Regions from separate parts of the Homo sapiens genome. Here region 1 is linked to region 2. The links are chromatin loops, found by intact Hi-C in ENCODE. Cell type or tissue: B cell. All regions are shown on one strand. Each heading gives the region's core, and the rest is flanking DNA. Links, peaks and the distances in the headings are about the cores only.

Region 1 (2,802 bases), core at 271-2,770, 1.4 Mb after region 2:
GGAAAGAAACTAGAGGGAGAATGCAAGGTAAGAGTGTCTGAGAGGAAGATAGGACCCTGATCTGGTTTTTGGTGGTTTGTTTGTGCATTTCTGGGAACGCAGCTGCCTCATTCCTGGTAGGAAGCCTTTCCTGTGGTTGATTTGTTGCCCCCAGTCTACCTCAGACTGCCTGGCTTCTGAGCCGCTGCTGGCTTTCTTTCCAAGGCCTACATCAGCAGAGGAAGGTGTCCCCGGACACAAGACAGGGTGTGGCTGAAGCTGGGCTCCCAGAGGCCCGTCTGTTAAAAAATACGCCCCCACCCCCCACCCCCCAGGCCTGCCAGGTCTCTGAAATTCTCATTCCTTTTAGCTACAACTTGGGAAACTTCTGACAGAATAAAAATATATTCCTTTGGCTGAACAGATTAGCTAGTATTCACCTAAGAAGGAAAAGGACATAGAACAGTTCAACTTTGATGTGTGTGCTTCAGAGGGACTGAGAGGATCAATTTCCACATCAGTCCAAGGCATAGAGTGCTCTCTGAGAGGCAGGCTCTGCAGAGGGAGGTCTCCATCACCTAGGGACCGCAGAGGCACAGAATGAAAGAGTTCAGCTTTACTCGTGTGGCAGGTGGTACTGGGATGGCCTTGAGTTTTCTCCCTTGGTAGGATTAATATCTCATTGAAAGATGTCTTGAGGCTGGGATAACCTGGCTAAAGGTGGAGCTATGATAAACAGCCAGATCTCTTTTGGCATATTTGCGTATTAGAAACTTTAGTATGCAGCAACAACTGAGTCAGCTATCAGTAAGAATCTTCAGGAAAAAAATAACCAGAAGACAGGGCGGTTTGTTTTCCTAAATGTTCATAGTAAGTGCTTGTACTCTTTTCATGCCAGCTGTAATAATAATCACTCACTTTCACCAAGCCTCACAATATGCCTGGCACAAAGCACTTTCCATGTTTTAGAATGAGCCACATGAAATTGCCATTTTTTACAGGTCAAAGACTTTAGAATTGAACGAACTGAACCACTTGCATTTCGTTCTACTTAATATTAATTCAGCCTTACCACAATCCTATAGTGTAGGTCCTATTATCATAAACACCCTTGACTGATGGGAGCATTGAGGTGAAGAGACATGAAGTAGCTTCCTTGAGGCTCCAAAACTAGTTAGTGTCAGAGCTGGTATTCACAACCAGGCCTATGTCCTATATCACCTTCAAGAGAAGAATAAAACTAGCTGCTGTTAACCCCTCTCTTTTTTCTGGAAGAGGTTTAGGCCTGTCTTGGAGTCAGACAATATCTTCAGAAAAAAAATCTCTTTTTCCAGGAATGTCAAAACTCTGGCTTATGTGAGCCCATTTTATTTCATCAGCCACACTGGAAAGTGAGGTTTGATTCACACATGTGGTTGAGTACAATGTTGTGAAAAACACCTGAAAATGGGCTCTGAATGTGGAATTCTGAATCCTTTGATTTCAGACAAGAGGTCCTTTGATTTCCCCTTAGGATGGATGAAACCAGCAAGAACTGAGGCATTTCCTACAGGGTGGTAACCAGCTAGTGAACCCAGCTCACCTCCTCAATTGCTAACGGCCCCATACTCGTTGACAATGATATCTGTGTATTCTAAGAACTAGAGGGCAGGGCTCTTTCCTTTTCAGTTTGATTTTCAAATCTTCAGCGATGCATTAAGAGGACCAGCGGGATTGCTGAGCGTAAAGCGCCACCGTGTGGCCAAAGCCCCACATGCCAACAGGACGCTGTGTAAGTCATTCCCGCAGGAAGGGAGGCAGGAGGTGTGTGGCTCTGAAGACTCACAAATCCTGACCAGGTGCAGGATCATGGCTCAGAGGACTGGGCTCAAGTCTGAGTCTTCACCCTGCAACTGGTACTTGAGGTCTGGAGTAATCATGAAAAAGTCCTCTGTCTTTCCCAAGTGATAGTGCCCCTCAGTGTAAAATGAGGCTACAACCTTCTCCAGGTGCAGTGGTCCCAGAACTGCAAAGAGAATATACATCTGACTTTGTACATTATGTACAGAACCCAGGCAAGAATGGAGGTGAGGTCTCGCAACACTGGCACTCGAGGTAAGGGCTCCTCAAGACCAAAGTCAACAATCTTCAAATCTAACCTAATCTATACTTCCATTTGATAAAGGAAAAGTTGCAAATAAACCAGGTGATCTGGGGACTATATATAAGGAGGCATGACAAAAAAGGATTGTTACATTGTAACCAACTGAATGTAACTTGCAGATTTATGTATTTTGAGAGCCCTAATAATAATAATAATATGAACTGAATATTTATTGTGCTTACTCTGCCAGACACCAGGCCAAGGGCTTTATGTGCATTATGCTATCAGGTGCTCATGAGGGTCCCATGAGCCCAATCTTAACCACAAGTCGGTGCAGTGCTGTCTTCTTCAAAACAGCTTTCTCAGGAGACTGTACTTCCTCCAATTGAAACATTTTGAGAATTTCTCTTTTACAGCTACTTTCAGAGTGTGTGGCACAATTTTTGAATATCCTAAGTGATAGCAAATCAACATTCTTTCATTATGACAATAGTTAACAGTTACTATCTACCAGGCACTTTAACAGGTGTAAATTCATTTAACCTTCACCATGACACTATATGTTAGGAAATGTTATTATCGTGCCCAATTCCCATTTGAGAAAAATAAGGCGTAGAGGGCCTAAATCATCTGCCCACTTTTACACAGCCAGGGCCTCAGGCCTGCAGCTTGGATGAGACCGTGTGAGACAGGGTGAGGCTGGGTAGTTTTTTCTTTGCATGAGGGGGTACTCGGGATCC
Region 2 (2,802 bases), core at 72-2,571:
ATGAGCATGAAGACTTTTGGAAAGGATCTACAAGACCACAAATATATATGTACAATAAAAAGAAAGTTGATATTAAAAGTATGGGAAAACCACCCAGTTTAAACCCCACAAGCTCTTCCATCTGCACTCACTACCAACATTTTTTTTTTTTTTTTGAGAGGGAGTCTTGCTCTGTCACCCAGACTGGAGTGCAGTGGCGTGATCTCGGCTCACTGCAAGCTCCACCTCCTGGGTTCACGCCATTCTCTTGCCTCAGCCTCCCAAGTACCTGGGACTACAGGGGCCCGCCACCACGCCCAGCCAATTTTTTATATTTTTAGCACAGACAGGATTTCACCGTGTTAGCCAGGATAGTCTCCATCTCCTGACCTGGTGATCTACCTGCCTCAGCCTCCCAAAGTGCTGGGATTACAGGCGTGAGCCACCATGCCCGGCCATTCACTACCAACATTTTTTATTTTATGTATTGTTTTTTAGAGATGGACTCTTGCTCTGTCGCCCGGGCTGGAGTGCAGTGGTGCAACTGTGACTCAATGCAGCCTTGAACTCCTGGGCTCAAAAGATTCTCCCGCCTCAGCCTCCTGAGTAGCTGGGACTACAGGTGTGCACCACCACACCTGGCTCATTTAAAAAACTTTTTTTAAAGATAGGGTCTTGCTATGTTGCCCAGGCTCAAATATTGTTTAATATAATAGCTTTATTAAGATGTAATTCACATGCCACACAATCTACCTATTTAAATAATTGGTTTTAGTAGAATCACAGGTTTGAATCACCACAATCTAATTTTAGAACATTTCATTACCCCAAAAAGAAATCCGTGCCCATTAGCAGTCACTCCTCATTTCCCCCCAACACCCCCACCCCTACCCTCATTCCCACGCAACCAGTAATCTACAGTATCTCTACAGACTCACCTATTCTGGACATTTCATATAAATGAAGTCATACAGTATATAATAGAGGCGTTTGACAGTCACACTTGCAATAAACCTCCTCCAACATTTCAAACGCAAACGTTTTTAATTACTTACATAAAGAAGCAATCAAGCCATCGGAATTTGCAACGTTTCCTACTAAAGACAAGTAGACAAAAGGGCCTTCCTAGAGAGGAGAAAATGAAGACATGCTCTAATACAGCATCACAACCACAGGATGGCACTGTAGACACATGGCATTGCCTGGCTCCATCCCCCACCCTTCTCCATGGCTCACATCCTGGCCACAGCCTGGAAACATCCATACAACCTTGTGGGATACAATCTTGGGACCTGGTTACCTGGACCTTGGAAATGGGTATGTCTCACCCTAATGTACAATTAATGTTGTTTTTCAATGATTGGCACTGTAAAAGCAGAGATGTGTTCTTATGTGGAAAAAGTGAAATTTTTGCATAAGAGTTTAACTACTGTATTAAATAGAGTAAGCTCTAGATTATTCCAGGGATCTTAAGTCTTTGCGGAGAACCCCACAGAAGTTCACTTTTTTTTAACTCAAAAAAATCTAAGATCTTAAAGAGAAAGGCAATCAAGTTTATACCAGCATTGAGCAATCCTCCCCCCTTCTCCTATATAAGGGCAAGTTTAGGAAGATTTAAAACAGTTACAGGCTACATTTAACATTCAGGTAATAAAATATCTGCAATTACAGTTAGTATTTTCCCATCACTGAAGTGCTTCTTTGCCTAAGATTTCTAAAACTAAACAGCTAGAAGCCACTGGGATATGTAATTGTCATGTTGCTCCTTTGAACAAATTTTGCTGCTGGTCAATAAAACTTTTTTCTCATTCCTTTTAAACAATCATTTGTATGACATTAAAACTGGGTCCTGCCACCCCAGAGGTCACCACTCTCAATCACATCTCTTTGCAGTTCCCGCGGTGATTTCATAATATACTTACACTGCTATTTCCTTCGACTACTAGCAGGAAAAGCTATTGTTTGATTGATACTCCTTCCTCTCCCGTTTCCAGTCCTTCGAGTTTCTGATATATTATTCTATTACTTACACAAATTTGTAACTTAAGTAAAAAAACTGAAAACCTCAGCTCACTCACTCATCAATTTTGTGCAGTCTCTGGGCTTCTAAACCACGAAAGAGTATGACAGCCTCTACCAGGCTCCCCGCACCCTGTTCCCAACTCTCAATTTCTGTCCAGTTTGCTTGTGCATTGTTGAGACTGATTACATGTCCTTTCTTGTTCTCTAAACATATTTGTTTTCCCTGTTTTATCTGTAACTGGATTCTAAAAGCTGAAAAAGCCAATTAACAGCATTTACAATGTTGTGATTATGGAAACAGCGTTCACTGTAATGGGCCACAATTTCTTTCCTTAGGGATCCCGTATCCTGACTCCTGTGTCATTTAAGGATAATGCTGCAAATGAAGTATCCTTTGTTTTCTTTTTCTGAGATAGTCTCACTCTGAAGCTGAAGATAGGCTGGAGTGTGGTGGTGCAACCTCAGCTCACTGCAACCTACGCCTCCCGGGTTCAAGCGATTCCAGTGCCTCAGACTCTCAAGTAGCTGGGACCACAGGCGTGTGACACCACATTCAGCTAATTTTTGTTATTTTTAGTAGAGATGGGATTTCACCATGTGGGCCAGGCTGGTCTTAAACTCCTGGCCTCAAGTGATTTCCCCACCTCGGCCTCCCAAAGTGCTGGGATTACAGGTGTGAGTCACCGTGCCAGGCTCCAAAAATCATATCCCTTAAAGGACATTAAAAAAATCATATGAGAAAAATAGCTGTGTTTTTAACAAATAAGTACTCCCCAGTCCACTTACTTTGCAACACTTTAT

Evidence for each region. Peaks named below come from ENCODE experiments on the same cell type or tissue, not always from the same donor. Only the 100,000 strongest peaks of a DNase experiment are listed, where the experiment ranks them.
Region 1: it touches region 2 in a loop (8-fold over the local background); 18 of 110 quality-filtered maps call a loop at or near these places.

The regions. Positions count from the first base shown.
Region 1 is chr13:51,068,520-51,071,321 of GRCh38, forward strand. No RefSeq gene overlaps it. Among named protein-coding and RNA genes, the nearest start is that of C13orf42, 41 kb to the right of the region's middle. In B cell, for the core only: CTCF peaks have their summits at 1,740 (motif pointing left) and 1,939; a DNase peak (open chromatin) is centred at 1,722.
Region 2 is chr13:49,668,743-49,671,544 of GRCh38, forward strand. It overlaps EBPL (EBP like), which reads right to left. Exons shown (of 4, transcript NM_032565.5): 2 at 1,035-1,104. Among named protein-coding and RNA genes, the nearest start is that of EBPL, 21 kb to the right of the region's middle. In B cell, for the core only: a CTCF peak has its summit at 1,155 (motif pointing right); a DNase peak (open chromatin) is centred at 1,169.